2 separate regions of the Homo sapiens genome follow, and region 2 is linked to region 1. Evidence: read pairs that join two places in POLR2A ChIA-PET (ENCODE). Cell type or tissue: PC-9. All regions are shown on one strand. Links, peaks and the distances in the headings refer to the core of each region. The heading gives the core; the rest is flanking DNA. Region 1 has its middle 22 kb from the start of SSX2IP. Region 2 overlaps LPAR3 (lysophosphatidic acid receptor 3).

The links. ChIA-PET counts read pairs that join two places held together with the same protein. Peaks named below come from ENCODE experiments on the same cell type or tissue, not always from the same donor. Only the 100,000 strongest peaks of a DNase experiment are listed, where the experiment ranks them.
Region 2: POLR2A ChIA-PET joins it to region 1 with 7 read pairs; 2 of 35 experiments call an interaction of 5 or more read pairs at or near these places.

What each region holds. Positions count from the first base shown.
Region 1 is chr1:84,710,488-84,714,885 of GRCh38, reverse strand. No RefSeq gene overlaps it. Among named protein-coding and RNA genes, the nearest start is that of SSX2IP, 22 kb to the right of the region's middle. In PC-9, for the core only: no CTCF peak of the experiment used is centred there; no DNase peak of the experiment used is centred there.
Region 2 is chr1:84,841,244-84,845,641 of GRCh38, reverse strand. All of the region lies in intron 2 of LPAR3 (lysophosphatidic acid receptor 3), which reads left to right. Among named protein-coding and RNA genes, the nearest start is that of LPAR3, 50 kb to the left of the region's middle. In PC-9, for the core only: no CTCF peak of the experiment used is centred there; a DNase peak (open chromatin) is centred at 2,781.

The sequences.
Region 1 (4,398 bases), core at 180-4,179:
CTAGGTCTTTGGGTGCCATCTGTACATCCCTTCCTACCACAAGTCTTTTGCGTAATGGCTACATGGTATCAGCCTCCCTGAGTCCCTTCCCGCTGAGCTCTGAATTTCCTTTCCTGGTTACTGTAAGGACAGAAAGTGGCCCTTTCTCCTTACTCGTCTGTGATGCTCTGTTTGATCGCTGTCTGCTAACTACGAGGTATCCTTAGGCAAGTTGCTTTTCCTCTCTGGGTTTCATTTTCTTAATTCTGAAGATTTCTTCTACTTCTTAAATGCTCAAATTCTTTATTAGAACTTAACTTTTAAAGCATAATAAAAATAATAGCTACATTTCTTAAGGACTATTTGGAATTAAGTACTACACTGAATCTTTTACATGGATTGTTGCTAACTCAATACTGCCCTGCAATATTAACTTTATTTTATGATAAGTCTTCTGAGCCACAGAGAAGCCAAGCAGCTCTCCCAAAGGGTAGGCCCCCATCATCTCTCCCTTGAACCCGCAGCAAAAGCCTCCTAATTGGTCTCCTTGCTCCCTCATTGGCATCACTACTTCCATTATCCACACTACGTTCAGAGTGATTGTGTTAAAAATGTATAGCAGATCAAGTCTCTACCCTGATGGCTTCCCCTCTCACTTAGCCGACTAAGGCTCAAACTCCCCACCACTTTTCTCCTTCATACTCTGTGGTAGTTAGAATAATAGCCTCCCCAAAATGTCCACATTCTAATCCCTGGAACCTGTTACTTTACATGGCAAAAGGGGCAGATTTGTTTAAATTAAGGAACTTGAGGTGGGGAGATTATCCTGGGTTATCTGGATGGGCCCAGTGTAGCCACAGGGGTCTTTCTGAGGAAAAGAAGAGGGCAGAGAGGGGGCAGTCACAGAAATTTGAAGCTGCAACACTGCTGGTTTTGATGATGGAGGAATGGGCCAAAGCCAAGGAATGCAGGTGGCTTGTAGATGCTAGGAAAGGCAAGAAAGGGGATTCTCCCTAGAGCCCCTGGAGGGAGTATGGCCCTGCTGACACCTTGAATTCAGCCCAGGGAAACCCATTTTGGACTTCTGATTTCCAGAACTGTAAGATAATAAATGTGTGTTATATTTAAATTTTTATTTATTTATTTATTTATTTATTTATTTATTTATTTATTTTGAGATAGAGTCTTGCTCTGTCACCCAGGCTGGAGTGCAGTGTCACGATCTCAGCTCATTGCAACCTCTACCTATCAGGTTCAAGCAATTCTCTGCCTCAGTCTCCCGAGTAGCTGGAATTACAGGCACACTCTACCACGCCCAGCTAATTTTTTTTTTTTTTTTTCTTCAGACGGAGTCTTGCTCTGTCGCCCAGGCTGGAGTGCAGTGGCGCAATCTCGGCTCACTGCAAGCTCCGTCTCCCAGGTTCACACCATTCGCCTGCCTCAGCCTCCCAAGTAGCTGGGACTACGGGCGCCCACCACCACACCTGGCTAATTTTTTGTATTTTTTAGTAGAGACAGGGTTTCACCGTGTTAGCCAGGATGGTCTTGATCTCCTGACCTCGTGATCCACCCGCCTCAGCCTCCCAAAGTGCTGGGATTACAGGCGTGAGCCACCGCGCCTGGCCACGCCCAGCTAATTTTTGTATTTGTAGTAGAAACAGGGTTTCACCATATTGGCCAGGCTGGTCTTGAACTCCTGACCTCATGATCCACCCACCTCGGCCTCCCAAAGGAGGAATAGATGCTGGGATTACAGGCGTGAGCCACCACTCCCTGCCCAAATGTGTGTTATCTTAAGCTACTAAGTTTCTGATGATTTGAGCAGCAATGGGAAACCACTACATACTCCCTCACTGATCTTCTCCCATGCCCTGAACACGCCAAGTTTGTTCTGGCTTCTGGGCCTTTGCCCTTGCTGTACCCTCTACCTGGAGTGCTCTGCCCTGAAATTTTATAATGACCACCCTACCTGAAGTATCCCACATGGTCGTCATTCTTTATCACACACCTTATTTTACTTTCTTCATACTATGATCACCACCTGAAGTTGCCTTGTTGGTTGATTTGTTTGTTTTCTCCCTGTAGCATTCAACAGAAAGTATAAGTTCCACCAGATAAGAATTTTATCTGTCTTTTTTGTTGCTGTATCCATGAGGCCTAGGGCACTATCTGTCACACAGTATCCTCTGTCTCAATGGAGGTGTACAGTAAGCGATTTGGGGGAAGGTAGGAACGGAAGTAGCAAAACATATGCACAAACTCGTGTCATTCTACTCCTAAACATTTATAAGATGGGCCCACTGTTAAGCCACCTCCCCTCACACTGTAGATGGTTTCTTCTAGAACCTTGCCAGATTTGGAAATGAGGGAGAAGAGACATAAACTCAGAGAAATAATCTTACCATGCCTTTCTTCCCACTGTTGGCTTTGTGAGTCACTATGGAAGACTTCCAAGATGGAACAAAATGGATTTGTTTCAAAGGTCCTTGTTGATTACAATACTCTGAGACCTTTCCAATATACAGAACTTCTTTACTGTATATACAGTAAATTCAGTATTTATATTCTACTTTTGTAATGGAAAATATGAATATCCATTTAGCTTCTTTCCAAGAGGACTGATACAAATAAGGAAATTCCAGTGATTCCTTACAAATGGATATCTCTTTTTCCCTCTTGTGTGAGGATTAGCAGCAATATTAATACCACACATTTACATAGGGTAACACGGTTCTCCTGAAACATGTATTTTAGGATTTGTTTGGAAAACATGGAAGTTAGTGCTTTACAGATGTCAATGAATCATCCTTAGTTATCTAAGAGAGCTAGAAAATGTCACTGGGGAGCCATGTTGGTTGACTCTAAGGCCTAGGCAGAAGCCTACAAAGGCGTTCCCCAATCCCATCACCACAGTGGTTCGTCTAAGTGAGTGGGTGGGGAGAAGGCGGAACAGCTCTGGCAAACCAAGCTTATATCACTCTTGCTGCTAGCTTTCCCAGGGAAGGAGTACTGTCTCTTTCTCAGTCCCTCCATCCATAATCCCACAACAGGAGCTCATCAGGTTATATGTCTGTCCATTAACCATTTGCTGAGGCCAGAAAGATGCAGTTCTCTGATTGGTCAAGACTACCTCTCACGATGCCCACTTCCAAATTTAGCATCAGAATTAACTACACTTAATTGCTTCAAGAAAAGCTAGAAGGGCCAAATGCAGTGACTTAGGCCTGTAATCCCAGCACTTCAGGAGGCCAAAGTGAGAGAATGGTTTGAGGCCAGGAGGTCAAGACCAGCCTCGGCAACATAGTTTCTTAAAAAAAAAAAAAAAAAGAGAGAAAGAAAAGAAAAAAGAAAAGAGAAGAAGAGCTGGAGAAAGGAGTTTCCTAAGGAAAAACAAAACTGGATTTGTTACCAGTAGGAGGAATAGATGCTGGGCAGGCAAAAAGCAACATATGTCCTTTGCCTTCCCCATTTGCTAAAGGTGGAGTTTCAGGCACCAAAACTCTTGAATAAGAGAGATATTTTTGAAGTGTGTGGTTGTTTTTTTTTTCCCAATCCTTAGATAACACTTCATTACCACCAGCCTACTTCACTTGCATTAAAGAGCCATCTGGTCTGCGTTTGACTATTCTATCCATGTTGCTTGCAGTTCTAGCTTAAATCCCTTGGCTTGTAAAGTCAGTTAGCAGCATTTAAATATGCTGAATTCTGGAAATGTTGGGATTATAAATAGTTCATCATATTTTAGAAATGCAAACAGCAGTTCTGAAAACTTAGCCTCTCAAAACCTTCAGCAGGGTTTACAGAGTTTCCTGTGTTATTTATTTTGTTTGTTTTGCTTTTTATGCATAGTTTTTTTAAAAAGACATTTTATTATCAACAATTAGTCTTACACTAAATAAATGATATAGCAAAACTTTTCTGTATAGATAAAAACTTCAAATGCTTATTTTTGCTTCTTAAGGCCATGCTTGTTTGAATAACTGAACGCATTTGTGTGTTTGATTTTCTAAACTAGGTTTTCAGGAAAGTGTGAAGGTGAATTTAAAGGTTTATTTCTTATAAAAATGAAAAGCAAAGATTATTAATCATATTGTTCTGATTTGGGTAGGTGTCTCATGTGTTGCCAATTTGGAACATAAAACTTAGACTCCTTTTATCATTTCCTGAGTTTTACTTTATAGAGCCTTTGCTTAATATTATTTTATGAACGTTATAGATGATTGGACAGGGCATTTTAGTTTATTTCACCAACTCCACTTTAGTTATGAAATACATTGTAATCTAAATATACTACAATCATGTCTTCCGGGTTTCGTCTGCCACCCACTTTTCCAGGTTCCTATTCCATGTTAGGAACTTTAGTAGGTGCATCTGTTGTTTTCCTTTGTCCTGCCTCCCTTTTACTTTGGAAACAGCACT
Region 2 (4,398 bases), core at 316-4,315, 130 kb before region 1:
ATTAATTGGTTTTGGTAATGATGGACCAACACAGTGCAGGATAAGAAACATACAATTTTTTCACTGCAGTTTTCTTTTCTAGTTCAAAAGGTGCTTATTACTGCTCCTGACTATAATCCTAGTCCCTTTCATGTTTGACAGATTTATAGTTTACAGGGCCTTTATACCTACCTGCTCTGAGTAGTGTGGGAGATGGAAGAGGAATAAAGTGTGGGATAAAGTCTGAGTGTTTGATTCTAGTTCTGCTTTCCAAGAAAGAAATTCGTTTTCTCTACACCTCAGTTTCCTCATCTGTAAAAGTCGTAACACAAATCCCTCCTAGAGTGTATTCTTATGAGTCAATGAAATACAGGTAGAATGCTAACAAGAAGCTTAAACAATGTATATAATGGCCACTTGGAATTAATTTAGTGATTTAAAAATGCTTTTCAATGTTCTTCCCATTGATTTTATTTAGCCATCCAATAACCCTAAGCAGTAGAAGGAAAAGCACTTTTAGCCTCATTTTATGGATCAGGAATAAATAAAGCCTGGAGGAGTTACCAGATTTGTTAATGTGAACATTGGGCCCAGAGCTCAGAATTTAAATAGTTTTATAAATATTGAAGTGCTTTGGCACTAGAATTTAAATGAAGTTTAAAATCTTAATTGTTTTTGTTATTGTGGATGTAATTTGCTTGTTTCTAAAATGTACACATTGTAGAATATATGATTTAGAAAGTGGAAGTCCCCCTTAGTTCTCTCTTTAGAGATTTTAGAACCACTGTTAACAGGTTAATATGCTGGCTTGCAGACACTTTCCCTGCAAATAATAAAAGACTGTGGCGGGGTCGGGGTTGTATGTGTGTATAGTACTCACAGAGTAATGATTTTTGTACAGAAATGTGTTCTTAATAGTCATAATAGTTCCCCATCTTTTTATGCTTGACAACATACGAATATTTTTTCATGTCTGTATAAACATATGTCTAATTCTCTTCAGTGGCTATATAAGGCTACATTGTATTACATACTGATTGATGATATTTTATGAGCTATTTCTAATTTTTTGCCATTAAAATATCCCTGCAATGAGGGTCGTTTTATATACATCTCCAAGCATTCCTGGGTCTATTTTTGTGAATTGTATTTATTCAAGAATTAGTAGGTCAGGAAAATGCATGTTTAAAATTTTGTTAAGCTATCTCTAAATTGTCCTTCAACAGATTGCATCAATCTCCACTCCCACAAACAGTGCAGTAAATCTTTCTCCTTATGCTTTCCATCAACATCAGGTTTTTATAATTCACACACATCTAAATGAAACATTTCTGCTGCAGCACAAGACATTTGAAAAGACCAGAACTATCTAGCTGTCTGTCAGTGCCTGTCAGCAAACCAAGGGCAGGAAGCATAGAAGAGTAAATTAAAGCTGACAGGGCAGTGAGCACATGTTAAGCTAGAAATTGAGATATTTGGCCACCATTCTTATTCATTCATTCATATAACATTTGCTGAGGTCTGCAATGGGCCAGGCCCTGTTTAGGCCCTGGGAACACAGTGATGAGCAAGACAAAGTCCCTGGCTTCATAAGCTTACATTCTAGTGCAGGTGATCCATCAACAAATAAATTAGAACAGAATGTCAAGAATTGTTAAGACCTCTGGTAAGAAAGTGGGGAGAGAGATAAGGGTGGTAGGATGCAGGTAGGGAGGCTGCTTTAGACTGGGTGGTCATGGACTTCTTAAACAGAAACCCAGATGCAGGGTAGACTGAGCCCACTGGCCACCTGGGAGAGCCCATCCAGGTAGAGCTGGCAACAGCAGATGCAAAAGGCCTGAGAAAGGAGCCAGCTTGATGGGTTCCAGGAATAGCCCCAAAGCTGCACTGACTTTTGATTTACCGGAGAGGATAATTGGGCTACTTACTTTCTTTATAGAATGCCATGTTTGGGCAAATGAACTTGTGAAGCACTTAGATCTCTTTAGAAAAGTGATGTTATTAGCATAGGGTAGTATTTTAACCAGTAAAATCCATCAGCGAGTCTCTGCCAACACCCAGCAGGTGTGGCGTTTCACGCAACCCCTCTCCCTAGCTCAAGACTGTCCTTGTTGAAACTTATACCAGTGCAGAATAGACCCACTGCACCTCCAGCTTGGAAAAGTCTAGACCAACACACTTTCATGACTGGCAAGTCCTTCTTCTGCTGCTTTGCCTTGTAAGAACCCAGTTCATTAAATGTGTTTTAATACCATTGGAGAGAAGAAATCACAGTTGAAAAAAGAGGTTTGTTGGAAGGTGGTCACAAAGAGAAACTTTCACTTACCAAGCCTGGGAAGTTTCTTGGATGTCTAAGAATAGTACACTACTACCCCCTACTCAGGATTCCAGTATTGGCCTGAGAGCAGGAGATGAGGCATAGCTGTGTGGAGGGCAAAAGAGGACAGGAACAAAAGAAGAAATGGAGTTTTAAATGTGAAGGTGAAGACAGGAGTTAGATTTTCTGCAGGCCAGACCCTCCACAGGCGTTGCACTTGTGGCTCAGCCCTGTCCCCACCCCAGGCTTGATTGACTTTTAAGCAGCATGAAGACCAAGGCGGAAGCTCACTTTCTCTTCAGTACTTGGTCCTCCCCCTCTCAGACCTCATCTTTTAAGGGGAGGATTGAAATTGCCTTGACGGAATGCTTACAGGGACTGAAGCACTGCTTATTGGGTGGCTTTCATTTCCTGCAATCTAATTCTTCCATGTCTCAACATGTAGGGAATCTTTTTTTTTCTTCTTTGCTCTCCTCCAAGAGTCTTATGCAAGAGAGCTCAAACAAGAAAAACCTCCTTGTGAACAAAACAGCACCCCTGGAAGACTTTGAAATCCATGCCAAATGTGATCTTGAACTTGAAATTCAAACATAGGACTGTTATGATTATCTTCTACTTCTGAAAAGAACTCCCAAGTCTACCCTTATTTGCCTACATAAAGAAAAAATGTGCTTACTTGTAAGTACTTTAGCAGATAAATTTTTTCAGAAGACAATTTTTAAGAGTGCTATGAATAAGCAGACTGATGAAGTTTATAATTTGCACTAATACTTTTTATTTTATCAAAATGAAAACTAATCTACTTAAGTGCATTTCTTTTAAAACATCTTTTCAAACCTATAACTTATGGAGCTAAAGGCAATGTAAGGAAAATGATTTCTGCTCATTCATTTGCATGATTAAAATTCAGCTTGCATAACCATACGTTATAGGTTTGTTTCAAACCCTGGAAACCTTTTGGCTTTTGACCAGTGACTGAATTTCTTTTGTTTGGGACTCTAGAACTATAGCAAATGATTGATCCGATAGTGGTGGTTATGACTTATCTGGAAGGAACTGTGTGTTTCAATTTCTTGCCCTATACTTAAATGTAGAAGTCCATTCAATGTATTAACTATACTTCTGATTGCAAAAACAAGAACCAACTCACGTCAGCTTAAGTGAAAAAGGAGAGGAACACTAGTGTCTCATACAACCCAAGGGTGTGGAGATTACCATGCCTAAGGAACATCCTGGAACTAGGTGTTGGAAAGCCCTGTGTTATTCAGGAAATTCTTTCTCTTCACTTCTCATCTGAGTTTCTCTCCATGTGCTAATTTTATTCTTCCCCTACAAACTTTTTTTTTTCTGTCCTGCTTCTTCTGCTTATGTTGTACCGAACATGGCAGCCAGTAGCTCCTAAGTGTGTATATCAAGGTCTCTCTTTCTTTCTTTTGCAAATTTTCTGGGAATGGACTCTGCTGCTCCAGACTGGAATCATATGCCAACCCTTATATCATTCAAGTCTGGCCAGAGCTGGGGTCCAGGGAAGGACTTATGAGCAGACCACTCTGCCTCAGGTGCTTTGAAGCTAACAATTTTGGTCAGGAGTGAAATCACATTTGTCAGGAGCCTCACCTGTGTTACCGTATGAATGGAGGATATGTGTTTGTGTAGCCACACACGGGAGTTTGATTGAGAGGGGTGTGCAGGTAGAAGCAGTTACCATAGAAGAGGGAATCTTTGACTTGTAGATGTCTATTTTGTTTATTTATTTATTTTAGTTTTTCTGGTATAACATTGAATAGAAGGTGTCGATTTTAATCTCAAAACATGAAGTTGTAACATTAAATGACCTGAAAGTATAGACATAGAAGCTTGGAGACTGACAGGAACCACTGAGAATTTCCTAGACTCTCATGGGGGTTTCATTCACTTTTCTTTTCCTCCAAAGGACAAACTCCACAGCCTAATCCAGGGACTGTCCAGATTTTTAGTTGTAATGGGTTTTTTTGTTTCAAAATGTTTTTAATAATGAGTAAAGCAAACCTTAATTGTCATAAGGGGCCGTCGGTTGTCCTTGTAAACCTCTTAAGTAAATACAAATTTTCATGATTATGCTG